Regions from separate parts of the Homo sapiens genome. Here region 2 is linked to region 1. The links are chromatin loops, found by intact Hi-C in ENCODE. Cell type or tissue: endothelial cell of umbilical vein. All regions are shown on one strand. Links, peaks and the distances in the headings refer to the core of each region. The heading gives the core; the rest is flanking DNA.

Region 1 (9,562 bases), core at 1,563-9,562:
ACCAATTAAATAATACTGCCCCCCATAAAAGCAGACTTTTAATGGATTCCATGGTAGGCTTTTCACCGCGCGGTCCCGGAGCCATGGGCCTCGATGAGCCCGTCTGCCGCCATAGGGAGAATTTAATCTTGCCCGGCATGGGCATAATTTTACGAGTTTTATGGCTGTTTTTACTTCTCCGAAGTGTTGCTATGTCATTGTGCACCAAGGGCAACTTGCGTGCATTTCACAGTTTACCTCCTTTTTGGTGGAAATGAAAAATGAAGTCATAAATTAAAGAAAAACACAACATAGAATTTTTTTCCGTCTTCTTGGGGCAACTGGAGGAACAAAGAACCAGTGTTTCTCTGTACAGCCTGATCAAATTCTAATGGCTTTAATGTATTGACATTTGCCTGCGATTCCCTCCTCCCCAGGGAAGACTGTGGGCATGTAGCTATGTTTGGAGCTTGTACTACTGACCCCGAGAAGACCTGGGGCAGTTCTCTAGGGCAAGGGTTGGCAAACTCTAGCCCAAGGGCCAAATCTGGCCCACTGCCCATTTTTGTTCATTGGTGGAAAAAACTCAAAAGAAGAATAATATTTTCTGACACATGAAAATTAGATGACATTTTCCCAGATTTCCCTGTTCATCAGTGAAGTTTTGTTGGCACCCAGCCACACCCATTCATTTCTGTATCGTTTGGGGAGGATTTCACACCACAGTGGCCCTGCGGAAGAGTTATGACAGAGACTGCAGGGTGCAAAGCCTAAATACTGTTTGGCCCCTTACAGAAAATTTTGCTGACCCCTGCCCTAGGAAGTCAAGGAAAAGGAAAGAGAAAACATGGCATCTTGTTTCTGGGCATTGATGATTGACTTTCAGAGTTTCCACGTGGCTCAAAGTGACAAGTCAACGGAGGCTCACCTGAGCAGTAGTTTTTCCTCCGGAGACCTTCCAGATGTCATCAGCTGCTTTTGGATGACTCTCCTCCCTTTCCTGACCTCAGATTGACTTCTAAGCAGAGGTCCCTGGGCTAACCCCCTGCAGCCAGCCCTCCCAGTCATTTGAGCTGCACCCTGCTTGAGGTCTGGTCACTCCTCATCAGTCCCCTTGATAGCCACAAATAGAGAAGTTCCCGCCTTCCTCCCAGGGGGATCTAAAATAGCTTCTGAAATTTGTCACCAACACTTTTAAACTGTGGCTTTTGGCCAGGCACAGTTTTAAGCATTCTGCACATAGTAGTTACTCATTTAATCTTCACATCCAACCCAGGAAGTTAGATGCCCCTGTCATTCCCATTTTACAGACAAAGAAGCAGAGACACAGAGAGGTTAGGTAGTTTCCTTAAGGTCACACAGCTGGTAGTGGTAGAGCCAGTATTGAAACCCAGGCTATCTGTTCCAGGGAATGTCCTGCTGTCCATTCATTGCCTCTGTGGAGCAGGTGAATTCTTTAGGCTCATGAAAGGATCTAGTTTTCCTTGTTCCACTCATGCCACTGTTGCACCTCAAACCATAAGAAAACTGCCTCGTACTTGAGAAGAAAGCCCCATTTATTCTTCCCCCATCTCTCTTTTTTCCCTCTCTCCTTCTTTCCTTTCTTCCTTCCCTCCCTTCTTCCCTCCTTCCTCCTTCTCGGCTTCCTTTTTTCCTTTCCTCCTTCCTTTCCTCCCTCTTTTCCTCTCTCCTTCTTCCCTTCCCTTCCTTCCTTCGCTTGCTCCCCTCCCTTTCCTTCTCCTTTCCTCCTTCCCTCCTTCCTTCTCTCCCTCTCTACTGCTCTCTTTCCTTCCCTCCTACCTTCCTTTTTTCCTTCCTTCCTTCCCTCTCTCCCAATTTCATCCCTCCCTTCCTCCTTCCTCCTCCCTCCAACAAATAATGATCAAGCCCATGACTATGCGTTACATAATGCATGAGGGGCTGCACAGAGTGAACAAGAAAAATGAAAAAGAAAGAATTCATTGCCATTTAAAAAGAGCTCTTGGTGGCTTCAATGTTGGTGGGGTTTGAGGAGTTCACTTATTCCCCCTCTTTTATTAATTGTAAGTACCATCTCTGTCTGGAATCATAAACTCTTGTCTTTTCTGCTTCATGCTGATATTTTCACTAAAAGTAACATAATTTAGGAGAGGTTTTGGGGAGGCTGGGCCTCTGACCTGTCCAGTGGGAGGAGCCTCCTGGGGAAGGACCTGCCCATTCTCAGAAGCCCAGCTTTCAGGGACAAGGAATGAAAGGTCATTGACTGTTGCTGGAGAAGTCTGCGGAATCTTAAAATGTGTTACCAAGCCTGCTGCTGGGTAGAACTTGCTGTCTTGAAGCAGCCATTACGCCATCTTTTGTAAGTGGTTTCATTTCAATGAGCTTTAGATGCCTGTCCTGTTTTCTTAAAACACTTGCTGGGGAGACTTTTTAGCATGATCTAGATCCTTCTGGGTGTGGAGATGCCTGAATGTTGGGAAGACAGACAGCAGCTGTGCTGTTGGAGAAGGGACAGTGTGGAAATCTTCCTTTGCTAGAAGCTGGTTTTCTCTTTCTTTCCTGCCTGTTTCTTCTTCCCTACTCTGTGCCTTTTTCTTTGACAGACAACAAATCTTTGTTGCTCATTTCTGATGAGCCTTCACTTTCTTTCCTCAGTCATGCGGAGGAATCCCTTTGGTGTGGACATCTGCTGCCGGAAGGGGTCCCGAAGCCCCCTGCAGGAACTCTACAACCCAATCCAGGTAAGCTTCAAGCACTCTGTCAGCATGTGAATTTTTTTTTTTTGTAGGTATGGATACTAAAAACTCTAAAATTGTGGTCTTTGGGGGATTTAAAACTTCCTTTCACAGCCTGGCATTTTACCTTCAGTGGTTGCTTTCTCCGTCACCCTTTTTCTATGTAGCATCTCTGAAAAATCTAGCAGGGGATGTTTAGAATTAGAGAAATGCCTAGGTTTAGTGCTAAGCATTCAGACCTGCCCAGGGTTTGAACTCCTGAGATTAACAGTCTCAAGTTCGAGCAATGGGACTCGGGAATTAAAGGTCCACCGAAGCTGTGCAGTCTTCCCTTTGGTATCCCCAAAGGAAGAGTTGCACATGGGTACACTTGACACCCATTCCCACATCCCACATATTAAAGCCCAGTGATGCCCCACCTCACTGTGCCAGTTTGGCAAACTCCCTTGCGAGCGGGGACCTTTTGCTAAGTGACTGCCTCAGTAAATCTAACTCGTTAGTTTAATGAGGCAGCAAACGTGGCCTCTGTGCCATCAATTATGAAAAGAGCTCCTCTTTGAGCAAAAGAAAAGCTCCAACCAAGGAAAAGTGTCTTCTGTGGAAAGCTAGTGCAAAGTTAGGAGGCCTGGTTGCCATGGCAACAGCCTCAGTGGTGTGTGTGGGTCTTGATGTGGAGACTCTGGGGCTGATCCTTTTGTAGGAACATTAATTAGCACTTGATGCCCAGAACTGGTAAGTGAACAACTAGCAGCAGCATCAGTGGACCTTCGATAGCCGTAGAGAAAGAGGGAAAAATGTACTGCTTTGGCTACAGTCTCTGACTAAATTTAATACTTCTTTGGACCAAGGTACCTGGTGGAGGAAGATAATGCACGGGCCTCAAAGGTGTCGAATTTTTAGAACTCTTGTAAAGGGATGCACTTGAGAACTATCTGATGCCCCCTACCCCCCTTCCCAATCTCTCACCTGCACTCCCTTCTGGAAAAATGGACTCCTGAATTTATGCATCATGGGTGGCCTAATTAGGTTAACTCATGCCCTGTCTTGAGGTGTGACTTGGCCAGATTAGCCCATTAATTGCCAAGTCAGTATTGCCTGAGGCTTCCTGTACTGGGTTCGGTGGTGACTCAGTGGGGAATTTGATAGTTGGGTTCCCTTTGGTGCCCAAAAAATCTCCATATTATAGGCAGGTCTCCCAGCCTGTCCACACACACCCTGTCCTAAGGAAGAGGCAGAACTGTGCTTCAACAAAGGATAGGATTTCTGGTAACCCGTGTCAAAAACAACACAGGCTCCTCAGATGCAAACCATTCCCTTCTTTTTGTTGATATCCTCTGTTCTCAGATGATTTTCTCCTTCAAAACAAAACTACTGAAACACTGCTGCAAATTTTATGGGTAACATATGGTGTCATGGGAAAAGCTATATCTGAAGTCACCGCCCCTGTGGATGGAAGGTCCATGGACTGCGTCTGTCCTGTTCACTGTTGGCTCCTCAGTACCTAACACAGGGCTCTCAAATACTTGTGATTCAAAACATGAAAGTCCAGGTTCAAATCCCGGCTTCATCTCTAACTAGTTGTGCAACCCTGAATATATGATGAGTTATCTTTAGGGGTCAGTTTTCCTACCTAAAACTCTCCCTGGAATGTTGGGAGGATGAAATAATTCTGATGTGTCAGGGGCTCTGTCAGTATGATTTGTCATTTTTGTGGTCAGGAGGGTGGCTTCCATATCAGAAGCCTTGACTTAGGAGTCAGACCTGGGTTCAAAGCCTAGTTTCATCATTTCTTAGCTATGTGACTATGGGGTGTTTACTTAACCTCTCTGAGATTTCTTTCCTTGATTTATAATGTGGCATGAGCAATACCTGCCTTGCAGTGTTGCATGTGGTGATGTGTCTTGCTTGGAGCTTCCTGTGGAGTTTGCTCCTTCATGGGTTCATTCACTCCTTTTTTTCATTCATTTCTTCATGTGCTGTTACATGTACCTAGGAACATATAGCTTAGTAGCTTAGCAGCTTAGCACTAGGCGCTGGGCACAAAAGGGTGGAGAGGGTGTGTGCTTAGCCTTTTGTGGCTGGTAACTCTGGGCCCAGAGTTGAGGGGAATGATTTGACTGGCGAGGCAGACTCTGCTTGGTCCCATTGTAAACCAGTCATAGAAGAGATGCCTGTCCTGGGTAGGGGCCCTCTCTTCCTTCCGGTAGTGTTCTGAGCATTGTCTGGATGACAGGCCTATTGAGCAGTAGCCTGGGACTTGGGAGGGAAACTAGGGCTGGAGAGCAGCTCTGGGAGGCATTGGGGAGGGCGTAGGTGGATGAGTCACCATCCTCCCTCAAGGACGTCTTGGGCAAGTTGTCTGGCCCCATTAGCCAGCAACCAGGGAAATGTAGCTGCAGGAAAATCACCTCGTTTCCTCGGGATGTTTTTTCTTAGGCTGGTTTCCTTTACAAGCTGCAATTATGTTCCATCCCACGCAAGTTCAGTAAGTGGCACTTTTCAGAGAAACTGTCTTGGTGATCATTTGGGCTGCTGTGGGCCAGGGAGTTGAGGAGAGAAGGGAGTGAGAGCTTCTACTGAGTTTAGTTGGTTTTGTGTCCATGAGCCATTTACAAACTTTGCACCTGATTGGGCTCAGTTGCAGTTTCTTGTATTTCCCTACCAGCCAAGCTGTTGAAGCTGCTGAGCCCGGAATGATGTTATCACTGAGGCAGATGACAAACCCTCTAGTTGCTAGAAACCAAACTGCTCCCCGAGCTGGTGTTTCCGTTTTTTGTACTGACTGCTTATTTGGGCTTGATATATAATGGTGAAAACAGGAACTGTTTATTTTAGGTGATAAGAAACCAACATTATGACAAGAAGATGTCATCTTAGTTACTCTGTTACCAGTACCATAGGCCAGATACTATCTAGATGCTTATAAACATCTTATCTAATCCTTGTAATAATAAGCCCCAAGCTAGGTTTTATATCCCCATTTTATGGATGGGGGAACTGAGGCCAATAACTTCATATAACTTATCCAAGGCCACAAAACTAGTAATAAACAGAGTGAAATTCAACCCAAAAACAAACTACAAATCCAAATTTCTTTACCTCTATGCTGTCTGTACTTGCTGTTACTAGCAAAGTTCTCTTGGTGGGAGTTACCCCATCCCCTCTCCAAAAAAAAAAAAAAAAAAAAAATCAAACCCAGATTTTCACTGGACAAAGGGTTGGGAAAATTGGGAAATTTTGGCTATAATCTGGGAAAACTGGCTATAATATGGGGAAATTGGCTATAATCTGATTTGAGTGTACAGAGTTTTTTATTTTAGTGTCCAAGATTTCTTATTTTAGTGCCTTGCAAACCCCTAACCAATAAAACAACAACGGGGTCAGGAGATCGAGACCATCCTGGCTAACACGGCGAAACCCCGCCTCCACTAAAAATACAAAAAATTCTATGGGCGTGGTGGCGGGCGCCTACAGTCCCAGCTTCTCCGGAGGCTGAGGCAGGAGAATGGCGTGAGCCCGGGAGGCGGAGCTTGCAGTGGGCGGAGATTGCGCCACTGCAGTCCAGCCTGGGCGAAAGAGCCAGACTCCGTCTCAAAAAAATAAAAAATAAAAAAAAAAGTTTGGAGTTGATATTCTTAGAAAAACTGTACTCTGATGTCTTATAATTTTCCTGGTTCTCTGCTGTTTCCTTGGCCCCAAAATAAAATGTAATTGCCGATCAGATCAGCTGGAATCAAGTCACCGAAAGTTCAGGAGGTGTCAACTGCATATTTGTGGGCCGAGCACATCTGCGGGCCGCTCTGGCTCAGTTCAGAGGCACAGGGCAGAGCTGCATTGTCAGCCATTAATAGGGCCTAATTTCCCCTAAATGCCAGCTAGGGCGAGACAGCTTGTCCTTCTGCCCCGCCCACCTCCTGGTCCTCTCGTGGGTTCCCTGAAATCTTCACAACATCATCATGTGGTTCAGCCCTGCCCTGCTTGGTTCTTTCTTTAGCATTTACACTTGCTCTGTGATTACTATGTTGCAAGGGGAGAGACTCACAGCACAGGGCTGTCCGTGAATTTATAAGCGCTGAGTCTAGGAGGTTTGCATAGGGCACAGCAGATCCAATTGTTCTAGGGGTCTCTGAGGACCAAACAGTGTCCAAGGGATTTAGAGGAATTCTGGGGAACTCTCTGGGGCGGGGGGCGGGGGGGGGAATGGCTCCAGGAAAACTGAGAATGACAAGATCTTGGAGGCCCCCACTGAAATCTCTGTTACATGGTGGCGCCTCATTGGTCAAGTCTTCAGGGTGCTAAAGTAAACTTACTTCTCCATCAGTTAGACTCCAGGAAGCAGGATGAGGAGGAGGATGAGGAGGGAGAAGGAAGGTCGGAAGGAAAGAAGGATGAGAGAGAAAAAGGAAGACAAATTACTATTTACTAAATGTATAATACATGCCAGTGACCATTCTACATATTTTTCACACGTCTCATGGAATCTTTACAACAACCCGAAGAGGAAGGTCTCCAGTAACCCCGTTTTTTAGTTAAGTTAACTGAGGCTCAGAGGGTTGAGCAATGTGCCAATCACACAGCTCCTAAATGGGAGAGCCAGGCCTATGAAGCCTGGCTAGGTTGCAGGATGAGGAGAGGCTGGTGCTTTATTTTTCCCGGGTGAAAACATGCTTCCTTGAGATTCTCTTTCCCAGTGACTCAAGCGAGACCTGAGGTATGCTCAGGACCAGTTGCAAAATTCACAAAAGCAGGGGCCAGGACTTCTGGAATGGCATGGAATGGACAATAGCTGTAAACAATTACAGGCTGGGCACAGTGGCTCACGCCTGTAATCCAACACTTTGGGAGGCTGAGGTGGGCAGATCACCTGAGATCAGGAGTTCTAAACCAGCCTGGGCAACATAGTGAAATGTCGTCTCTACCAAAAATACAAAAATTCGCCCGGCATGGTGGCTCGTGCCTGTAATCTCAGCTACTCGGGAGGCTGAGGCAGGAAAACCTGGGAGGCGGAGGTTGCAGTGAGCCAAGATCATGCCCCTACACTCCAGCCTGGGTGATAGAGTGAGACTCTGTCTCAAAAAATAAAAATAAATAAATAAATAAATATATAAATAAAAATTGCAGATTTATTTTTTGCTTAGTGAACCTGATAGATAGCCCAGTGAAGGACAGGCCTTTGACTCCTGGCTGGAGCTGTCAGAGAAGGAGTCACCCCTGAGAATTCTGCCGTGGGATAGAGCATCGCATCTTGGTGACATTTGGAAGCTGGGCTCATTGATTTCATTGAATGTTTTAGATTGATAAAAGCTTGTAATAGTCCAAAGGTTGTTGGGGCAGTTGCGGGGGACTCTCTTAGCCCCAACCTAAATAGCTTTTTCAGCAATGCTTGACAAAATGTGTTCCTTCTATGGACACTTGTAGAATAAACAGAGGAAAAGGGCGTGGGGAGGAGAGGCACCTAGGTCATGTAACCTGATAAGCGGTATATAATAGAAGCTTTTTGCAAAGTTATGAGAGAATCAGGAGTGAGTGGTTAGCCTCTGAGGGGCGGTGCGCAGTGGGGGCCTTTATACAGGATTTGAGTCCGGTCTCTGAAGACACAGCACACTTCCCCATGTTAAAGAAGAGAGACAGCATCACAGAACGGGGAACATCAGCGAGGCCACAGGGAGACAGTCCATGGCGCATTCAGAGAACTGTGAGGGGTTTGTGGCTGGAGTGAAGGTGATGCCAGGGGCGGATCGGAGAGGGGGCAGGAGTGGCAGGTTGGTAGCATGTGGATCAGGTCATGTCTGCCATTCTGGTCATTTCCAATCCATCTGGTTTTTACCTATTGGCAGGGTTGGAGGTCACGAGGAGCCCACAAAAACTGGCGTGCATCTTATAACCTAGCTTCTCCTTTGGCCGCTTGCTAACTGTGGGGCTTCTCCAGGGCAGGTAATGTCCCCTTCCAGGCCTCAGCATTGTCATCTATAAAATGAAGGGGTTAGACTGGATCAGTGTTTATCAAGCCTGTGGTCTTCATATTAGGACCACTCTGGGAGCTTTTGGGAAATGACCAGTGCGCAGGCCTCACTGCTGGCGATTCTGATTTTATTGGTCTGGGTTAGGGCTGGGGTGTTGATATTTTTCAAAGCTCCCTAAGTGATTCTAATGGGTAGCCAGGGTTCAGAAGCCCTGAGTTGAAGGGTCTTTAAGCACCCCCTACTCCCTGGTACTAAAAGCCTTTGATTCTAAGATGACCTATAACTTGCGAATTTAGGGAGAGAGAAGCAGGCTGGCAGGACCAAGGGAAAACAAAAAGAGAAAGCAGATAAGCTATGTATCTGCCTTTCTTCACATTCCAGGACACATAGTCCTCCTGTGCAAATAACTCCCCATCTTCCTGCACCCACCTATCACCAGACCCTCGGCTGATAGAAAAATGCAAGTTAGTTCACTAAAACCTTGGCACTATCAGTCCTGCACAAAGCCCTCTTGAGCACACGGCACAAGCACCATCCTATAAAATCCCCAGCAAGCCTTTGTCTACTTGCAGTCAGTTCCTCTCTTGCTGACCTGCCCATTGCTCCCTTGCAATGTGTTTTCATACTTTTTCTAATAAATCTGCCTTTCTTTACCTACAATTCCCTTGGTAAACTCTTTTTACCACCCACATGACACCAACCCCAGAGAGTCACAATGCAGGACATAACCCATTATGTGAAAAGCAACTCAAAGCATACATGCTGAGGTTGTTCACTCTACGTAGTTTCTACTGTCTTTCTATATGAAGGCTCTGTGTCTGTGTTTTCCACTAGGACACAGAGATCATTGTCCCTCATCTACTCCATTTGGAGGTTTGTGGGTTCGATGCCTATAGTGCTAGACAT
Region 2 (9,562 bases), core at 1,563-9,562, 120 kb before region 1:
ATAAATTATAATTATATATAAATATAAATAATAATATATAATATAATATATTATATATTATAATAAATATATAAATAAATAGAATTATAATTATAAAAATTATAATAAACACATGCAAAAACAATATTACATATATGTTATATGTAATAGCATATGTTACACATATATGTAATATATGTAATATGTACACATGTAGTATATACACATATGTGAATAATATATACATATGTTATACACACATATAATATATACACATATATGTAAGATATGTAATATATGTGTGTATATATATTTACAAAGATGAAATCGTCAGGCTTACAGTGTATTTTGCTTTTTCCATGTAGCACCGAATCATGGGCATTTTCTCATGTCATTCAGTTTTCTCTGACAACACTGTAATATTCCATCAGATGGATGTATTTTCATTTTGCCATTCTCCTTTGTTGAATATTTTTGAGAAAGATTTTCCCTTTTAAAAAAATGCCGTTTTTTTTGTAAACTAAACTTTTGTCTGAGTTTCTTAATGTCCCTTTCAGATAAAATTTCAGAGGGGCAATTCAGAGGTTATAAACCTTTGAAGGCTCTTGATAAGTGTAACCAAATTATTTTCTAGAAGATTGTATCTATTGATGCTCCAACCAGCAGTGTGTGAATATGTCCATCTTACTATATCCCAGCTCCTTTGATTAAGCTGTCATCCAGATTCCTGATGGAGCCTTCCTCTATCTCAACATTCATGCTTGCATTGAGTTTTTGGTCCATACTAGATTATAGGCTTCTGGAGGCCACAAACTGTGTCCCCAGTCCCTGGCGTATGACAGACTTGTAATAAAATAAATGTTTGTTGCATACATGCTTGCATGTCTGAATGAATGAGCCAAGGAAGGTAAGGAGAGGTTTCACTTGATCTGGGAAGAGAACAGAACTTTCTTCAGATGTCACAAAGTATCTTATTAATGGGCTTCCAGGGATAGGGGGATTCATGAATGGACAAGTAGCTTGCTGTAAAGCCACCTCCATACCCTCAGTGCCTGTCCAAGAGTCCTATAATAGATCATCCTTAGGATTCAAATTCAATGAAAAGATACATTTTCACTGCTACTCACTAGGTACCCATTACAGGTGTTAAATCATTTAGTCTTCTCCACAGCCTGGCGAGGAGAACTGGCCTCATCCTCATTTTTAGGTGGGACTCAGAGAAGTTTTGTAATTAACTTAAAGTAACCCAGCTAGTAGTTGGTGGAGCTCGGATGCCCTGGCTCATCTGACTCAAAGTGCTCTAATAAGAACTTCTCTCTGCAAAGCGTGGGCTGGCATCTGCGAGAAAAATTTCTTTTTGTGATTTAGGAGGAAAAACATATGGAGAAACCCTATTGTCTGAATGCTGCGTCTCTCCCTAATTCATGTGTTGAAACCTAATCCCCAATATGAGGCTCTTAGAAGGTGGTGGTCTTTGGGACGTGATTAGGTCATGAGGGAGCCCTCATGAATGGGATTAGTGCCCTTATAAAAGAGACCCCAGAGAGACCCTCACCTCTTGTGCCATGGGAGGACACAGTGAGAACCAGGAAGTGGGACCTTTCCAGACACCAAATCTGCCAGTGCCTCGATCTTGGACTTTCCAGCCTCCAGAACTGTTTGAGCAATAAATTTCTGTAGTTTACAAGCCACCTAGTGCAGGATATTTTGATATAGCAGTCCAAATGGACTAAGACAAGGAACGATCCTTGAGCTGAAAGGAAAATGAACAATTGCTCTGCAGTTGGAAAGACACAATGATAGCTCTAGGAGGCATTGTGCACTCAATTGTCCTCAACTGATTGGAGAAAGGAATTCAGTTATGAGGAAGTTCATTTAGTGAGAAGGTCTAAGAGCTCTTCACATGTCTCCTATGACTCTAAGAAGGGTGATGGCTGGCAGCACCCTGAGAATGAAGCCTCTCCAGGGAGCTGTGTGTTGATGGGGCTCTCAAGTTTGGGAAGCAACCCCCCTAACAGGAAGTGGGGGTGGGAGACAGGGAGAGAAAAACCAAAGCAAACCCATAACTCAAACTGTATCTTTCTTCTTGCAAAAGTGAAAGACATTGCTGATCGTTACACACACACACACAAACACACACGGCAGATGGAGCTTCCTGTGTAGTATTTCTGTTACTTATATCTCCAGAAGGAAGGCCTGGGTATATTTTAATTTTATTATTTTCTTTTCTTAAACATTAAAAAAATGATTTCCACTAGCCCATACCAGAGACCCCAAAATACACTGTAAGTAAAAATGTGATGTTTGCCACGTGAATGCAGTGCCAGCACCTCTCTTCCACCAGGTCCACGTCCCTAAGCCTTTTTATATCTGAATTCTGGAGTCTCCACTGACCCCTTCCCCATAGTCTCTTTTATGTACACCCTGACTTCCCAGCAGCAGAGTGCCGAGATGGAAGCGGATGAGGGGAAGTGAGAATAAGTCTAAAATAGCTGTCTATTAGGTTTCCTGTTAAGTAGGATGTGGTCAGTTAGCTTCGGTTATCTGTAAGTCTAGTTCAGGCTGTTCCTGTTAACAGCTGAGTATTCACGGGGCCCCAGAGCATGGAGGTGCTTGCCTGGGAAGGAAAGCAATTATCAGAAATGTTGGGGCCCAGTCACTACCTTGAGGAAAACCGGTGGGATTTAGCCTTTTGGGAAATAAAGGTGGTGTTCCCTGTGGCCATCAGCAGCAGTGGCAGGCAATTTCAAGAGCTTCAGGAGGTGACTGGAACCATCTAGTCTCTGGTCATTTGGGGGATGAGATGACATGGTTTGGTTCTTAACACATAGTGGGAGAGGCAGTGAACTGGTGCCTTCATTCTAGGGGGTTATTGAAAAGGAGGTTTTTAAAACTGGAAATGACAACATGGAAGGAGCCTTTAAACAGTGCATGTCCAAGGCATGTCCAAGGAAAAGCCGTTTTCAAAAGAGTCACCTGTCTTTACTTGGCATTTCCAAACTTGCCTCAGATATCTTTCTGAGGGACTCTTAACGTATTGGTAGAAATTGGATGCAACTCCTTCCTTTCCCAACCCAACTCAAATTGGTTTAAGCAAAAAAAAAGGGCCCCCCCTTTTTTTTGGCTCAGGGAACTGAGCCAAACTCAGTGTGGCAGAGACCAAGCACCCTAGCATGTGATTGTTCATGCTGTGTCTGTCTCCTCATGGTGGCAAGATGGCTGCCTGCGGTTCCAGCCTCCATCCTAGCCTTTCAGCAGTCCCAGTAGAAAGAGAGAGTACTTCTTTTTTCCAGCAGTTTCCACAAAAGTTCTGGAATGTAAAGTTCTTAAGGGCAGGGATTTTTATATTTTGTTTACTGTCATCCCCAGCTCCTAGAACGGTGCCTGTCCTACAGCAAGTGTTCAGTAAAAATCTGTTGAGTGAGCAAATCTCATTGGTGTGGCCGGGATCACATGCCCAGTTTGAGAGTAAGGTTGGGAGTGAGAGAAAGAAAACTGGAGATGCTCTTATCCAAGACAGGCATCAGATCTTGTTTTTCTGATGAATAACAACCAAGAGAGGCAAGAGGTAAAAAATATATAATTAGATTTTAAAAAGTCTTGCACTCTTAGGTAGTAGGTAGTATGCTAGGAAGTTTTTTGCCACTAGGAAAACCTATTTGGACTGAAAATGGCCGCATGAACTTTTGATTCTGTTTACCTCCTGTTGCTAGAAGACAAATGTGTTCCTATGGCTTGAAGAAGCCACAGGACATATTTTTCTCATGTATGCATGCCACTTGTTGAAGATGGCTCACCACCATGTCTGCCTTCCTGCCAGTGGGAAGAGGGAGAGAGGTCCAGCGGAGGGCATTCCCCTTGGATCCATCACTTTTGCTTAAATCTCACTTAGCTCCAGCCATTTATGTCTGTGGGGGAGGCTGGGAAAGGTAGTCTTCATTCCGTGTGGTCATGTGCTAAACTTGTGTTTTCTTTATTCTAAAGGAAGACAGAGAATGGATATTGGGGGTCAACCAGGAGTTCTGCTGCAAAAGGTTCTATACTTTAGTTGGTCAGTGCTCTGAGCCCCTGTTGAATTCAGGCCTATCTTTCATAAACATCTGCTTAGTCAGTGCACTGAGTTGATAGTGTCCCCGCCCCCCCCTCCAAATTCATGTTCTTCCTGGAACCTCAGAATGTGACTTGACTTGGAAATAGGGGCATTGCAAATATAGTTAGTTAAGATGAAGTCAACCAGGTGCAGTGGCTCCCACCTGTAATCCCAGCACTTTGGGAGGCTGAGGTGGGTGGATCACGAGGTCAGGAGTTTGAGACCAGCCTGGCCAAGATGGTGAAACCCCGTCTCTACTAAAAAATACAAAAAATTAGCTGGGCATGGTGGCGGGTGCCTGTAATCCCAGCTACTCAGGAGGCTGAGGCAGGAGAATTGCTTAAACCTGGGAGGCGGAGGTTGCAGTGAGCTGAGATCGTGCCACTGCACCCCAGCCTGGGCTACAGAGCAAGATTCCATCTCAAAAAAAAAAAAAAAAAAAAGATGAAGTCATATTAGAGGACAGTGTGCCCTTAATCCAATATGACTAGCGTCCTTATTATAAGAGGAGAAGAGACACAGAAACACACATAAGACCGTGTGATAATGGAGGCAGAGACTGGATTGATGCTGCCATGAGCCAAGGAATGCCAGGAGCCACCAGAAGCTGGAAGAAACAAGAAAGGATCCTTCTCTAGAGGCCTCAGAGAGGGCATGGATGGGCCTGCCAACATCTTGATTTTGGACTTGTGGTCTCCAGAACCATGAAGGAATACATTTCTATTGTATTAAGCCACCAAGTTTGTGGCACTTTGTTATAGCAGTCCTGGGAAAATACTGCAGTCTGAAGGAACACATTTCTTGCCTTGACCCAGTAGGGATTCTTTCCAGTTGGAGTCAGGGGATGTGGCTTCTTAGCTTCACCCCTGTGCCGGGATGTGACTCAGCAGAGGTCACTTAACCTCTCTGTGCCGTACTTTCCAGCTATGAAATGGGAAGAGAGCTGCCTTTCTGCTCTGCTGTAACACTGCAAAGGTACAGCCTTTCATGACTTCTCATTGCACCCAGAAGAGAAACCCAAATCCTTAGCCTGACTTCAAGGTCCCGCCTCACTGAGGCCTGCCTGGTCCCACTTCCTTGTTCCCCTGCCCAGCTGGACTTGCGCCACTCTGCCTTCTTTCAGTGCCTTATGAGCACCACACTCTTGCCACGTCACGAATTTTGCACTTGCCGTTCCCTGTGCTTGGCGTGCTTTTCCTTCAGGTCCCGTTTAATGTTGCTTCCTCGTATTGGCCTTCCCAGTTGGGTGCGCTGGAATAAGTTATCACTTAAAAAAAGTAATCTACTGTCATACTTTACAATTTTTAGAATTTGGCCCAGCTTTTTAAGCCACTGAAAGAAATGGTTTCAAAAACCAAACCTGGGTGCAGTCACCTGAGCCCACTGTTCCAGCTGGTGGCTTCCTTCTGTAGGGAGCGGTCATGGATTCTCTCACGCGTCGATGGGGGGCAACGATATCAGATATGGCAAAGATTGGCTAAGAAAGGGAAGGCATTTTTGGAGAGGGCTTTGGGGTTTCTGATACCTAAATGTCTCATCCAAGTGAACAGAGTATTTACTCGTCTATGACTTGAAAAAAGAATATCTTTTTGATGTTATTGTAAATAGGACTGTTTCCTTCCTTCTTTCCTTCCTTCCTTCCTTCCTTCCTCTCTCCCTCCCTCCGTCCCTCTTTTCCTTCCTTTCTCTTGCATTTTTTTTTTTTGGAGTTTTGTTCTTGTTGCCCAGGCTGGAGTGCAATGGTATGATCTTGGCTCACTGCAGCCTCCACCTCCCATGTTCAAGCAATTCTCCTGCCTCAGCCTCCCGAGTAGCTGGGATTACAGGAACCCGCCACAATGCCTGGCTAATTTTATTGTATATATATATATTTTTTAGTAGAGACAGGGTTTCACCATGTTGGCCAGGCTGGTTTCAAACTCCTGACCTCAAGCGATCCACCCACCTCAGCCTCCCCAGGATTGTTTTCTTGATTTTATTTTTGGATAGATTGTTGCTGATATAAAGAATGTATGGCTCTTTTTTTTTTTCCTATTCCTCACTACCTTCTGCCTTCCTTTCGCCTTCCCCCATCCCTTCTCTTTGCTGAAGACGGTGTGTCATCTGGGGTAACCCTGGGTATTTACGAGCCAGTGGAGGCTGCTCTGCCACCTGGGGCTGCTGGGCCCCAGAGCCACATCAAACAGGGAGCCCCCCCCCGCAAAAATGAAAGGAGGCCATGTCAAATGGGCAGCTGGTGTTTACTTCTTTTAAGTTTAGGCACATCCTTTACATCCACATGGCTTTATTTTTTAGGCAAGTGGGCTCACCACTTTCCTAGACCATGTGGCCACTGCCTCCCTTCCCTTTCCCCACCCTCAGTGTCATTTTGGCTTTTCCCACAGAGGAAAGGCTCACAGAACTCCAACGTGGTTCTGCTTGCTTAGATCGATGAGACAAGATTTTGGTCCTTTGAGCAAGGTAGGAGTTGTTGTAATAAGAGCTGACAATTATGGAGGACCTAGTGTGTGCCCGGAGCTTCACACACATTGCCTCAAATTCTCACAACGGCCTCATAAGGTACATGTTACCTGGACAAAGACAGCAGCTCAGAGAACTCATTCCACTTACCCAAGGTTGCAGATTTCAACTCGGTCCCAACTCACTCCAGAGTCTGTGCATCCCCCCACTTAAGACTTTAATGTCTTAAAAATGTCCCCACTTCTTCTGTCTTTTAGTGGCTTCACGTCTGAAGTCTCTGCTTACTTTTTGGAACAGATGGTGGTTCTCATAGACTTGGCCCGGAGTCAGCATGGGAGAAAGTCATCCTGTCTGAAACAGTGCTGATTCGGGTCACCACAGATTCAAGGTTTCTAACCTTGGCTCTACTTAAGAACAACTTGGACATCCTTTCATGTAGTTCATTGATACCCACATGCCTCCTGGTGCAATATCTCCAAAACTGGACTCCTGCATCTTCACATGCTCACCCTTCACACCCCATCCATTCTCCACACCCTTCACATCCCAGTTCCTGAAGGCAGGTCCCTTGGTTACAGTCTCTCCCCATGCATTTGGTTGTTTTTTGTTGAGATGGAGTCTTGCTCTGTCGCCCAGACTGGAGTGCAGTGACGTGATCTCAGCTCACTGCAACCTCTGCTTCCTGGGTTCAAGAGATTCTTCTGCCTCAGCCTCTCGAGTAGCTGGGATTACAGGTGCCAGCCACCATGCCCGGCTAATTTTTGTATTTTTAGTAGAGACAGGATTTTGCCATGTTGGCCAAGCTGGTCTTGAACTCCTGACCTCAGGTGATCGGCCTGCCTCGGCCTCTCAAAGTGCTGGGATTACAGGCGTGAGCCACCGTGCCCGGCCTCCCCATGCACTTTGACTTTTTTTCATTGCACTCCATTTGTCCATGCAGCAATCCCTCAGGATGTGATTCATTCAGCCTGCCAATTTTGGATAATAAGAGAAGAGAGTTCAGATACAAACTCCCCAATGTTACCTGCATCTCTTTGGTTCCTGCTTTTGGAGAGTAAGGGGTACCTGAGTTTGTTTTATGTCTCTTCTTCAGTATTCTGCTCCACAAGCTCCACGTGTACTTATTCCTCAGTACGCCCCCTTAGTGAGTTTGTTTATTGGGTGAGTGAAAGGAACAGATGAGTAGATGAATGACCCAGGTGAGGCCTGGGGTCGGGGAGGACTGTGGCTCTTCTTACCTGCTGTTGAAGCTGGCCTGGTGGAGGAGGCTGGAGGCAAAGGTGGGGACGTAGTCTCTGTAGCTTCTGCAAGTAGAGGGTCTGCTGCTGGGGTCAGGGAGGATCTGAACCTGGGCCTGCTTGACTCTACAGTCTGTTTGTTTCTACTACTGTCTGCGAAGGTCTGCTGTTTCTACTGCTACATAGTCACCTGCATCTAGGTCTTCTTTTTGCCATTGTTGGGAATTGGCATAAGATGGAATGAGATTAGATGGCATCATGGTCAGAGTGACCCATTTCCTAATGGTTCCTCTCCTGGTTAGTGGCTGGAGTGGGCAACAGAGACAAGTCATCTTTCAGTGGGTCATTGCCAAGGAGGGAAAGACTGGGCTTGGAGAGCTGTGTGCTGGTTCCTGGGAACAGGCATCCTTGGCTTGAGATCACAAATGGGACAGCCCCATCATGACGATTCACGATCACATTAACATACTCAGTGCTCTGGGAAGTCCTGCCATTAAGAACCCCAGTTAACCCAGAATTTCTTAAACTTACACAACCACAGAATCTTTTTTGGGGACTGGAGAGGTACCACTTCATTTATTCATTAAATAGTTACTGAGCACCTACCCTGTGCAGATGCTATTCACACCTGAGATATGGAGGTGACAAGGCAGACCTGGCAAACTTACAATGTTCTCATCTATAAAATGGGTATACAGGAGTGTCTACCTTGCAGGGTTATGGTGAGGTCTACATTTAATGAACTAATGCAGGGTAAGTGTTTGGCACAGCCCAGGGACATTGTAAGTGGTCAGTGATACATATGTATGATTGTTATCACCCTAGTGGAGGATCAGATATTAAACAATTAAACAGGTACCTATTTAGTAACAATGGCGTTAAGTTATACAAAAGAGAAGGACAGGGTGTCAAGAGAGCACATAGCAAGGAAACCTAATGAATGTTGGCAGGTGGGATGGCGGTAGTGGTCACAGAAGGCTCTCTCCTGAGCAAGCCATGCTGAAGCTAAGACATGAAGGATGTGGGGATTGTTGGAAAAGAGTGGGAAGGGAGTGAGGCCTCCTTGCCTTGGGAATCATGGCCCGAATGTCAGGGGCTTACACACACGGGTGCCGTCTGGGGAGTTAAATTCTCTGGACTGTCTATTTCAGAATTAGGGAGGTAGGGGCAGGCTCTAGTAGGCTGTGGGGTCCAGAAATGAATGTCTTTAAAACTTACCCCAGAAATTTGGAGCACCCTTGGGAATATTTTTTGGAATTGCTGCTCCAGGACAGCGGGCCTCAGAGGTTCATGTGCTTAGAAATCACCTGAGTCTCACTCAAAATGCAGCCGTGGGGCCTGGGAATCTATTTAACAGACACATCCTGAGGCGATTCTGCTGCAGGAGGTTCCCCGACCTTGCTTTGAGAAACACATCTCTGGAAGATTGACTCTTATAAAAAATCGGGAACACGAAGGCACGACAGCAAATGATTCCAGCAGAGAATATACAGGGGCACCTCTAGAGACTTTGTATTTGATCTTAGAAAGTACACAGTGGGCAAGAAGAGTGGTATGCAACCCCATGTCAGGAGGGCCACAGCTGCAGGGAGCGGGGCTCGGAGGAGCTGCAGATCCTAAGAAGGATCCACGACCTTTGGGAACCTCGCTGTTTCTGGCCTTCTGCTCACCGCAGAGGGTGAACTGGCCATCTGACACCCAGCTCCAACTTCAGGGTTGTTCAATGTCTGTGTGCAGTTGTGACAATGGCAGAAACAATCGGTTTAGACTTTCTCTGCAGAAGGTAGACTGACTC

Evidence for each region. Hi-C counts contacts between places; a loop is a spot of excess contacts. Peaks named below come from ENCODE experiments on the same cell type or tissue, not always from the same donor. Only the 100,000 strongest peaks of a DNase experiment are listed, where the experiment ranks them.
Region 2: it touches region 1 in a loop (4-fold over the local background); 2 of 110 quality-filtered maps call a loop at or near these places.

Annotation. Positions count from the first base shown.
Region 1 is chr12:104,599,293-104,608,854 of GRCh38, forward strand. It overlaps CHST11 (carbohydrate sulfotransferase 11), which reads left to right. Exons shown (of 3, transcript NM_018413.6): 2 at 2,614-2,699. Among named protein-coding and RNA genes, the nearest start is that of MIR3922, 12 kb to the left of the region's middle. RefSeq lists enhancers at 4,211-4,838, 4,839-5,465, 5,887-6,474, 6,475-7,062. In endothelial cell of umbilical vein, for the core only: no CTCF peak of the experiment used is centred there; a DNase peak (open chromatin) is centred at 4,969; H3K27ac peaks cover 3,078 bases.
Region 2 is chr12:104,476,086-104,485,647 of GRCh38, forward strand. All of the region lies in intron 1 of CHST11 (carbohydrate sulfotransferase 11), which reads left to right. Among named protein-coding and RNA genes, the nearest start is that of CHST11, 24 kb to the left of the region's middle. RefSeq lists enhancers at 2,636-2,685, 6,847-7,347. In endothelial cell of umbilical vein, for the core only: no CTCF peak of the experiment used is centred there; a DNase peak (open chromatin) is centred at 4,926; H3K27ac peaks cover 2,232 bases.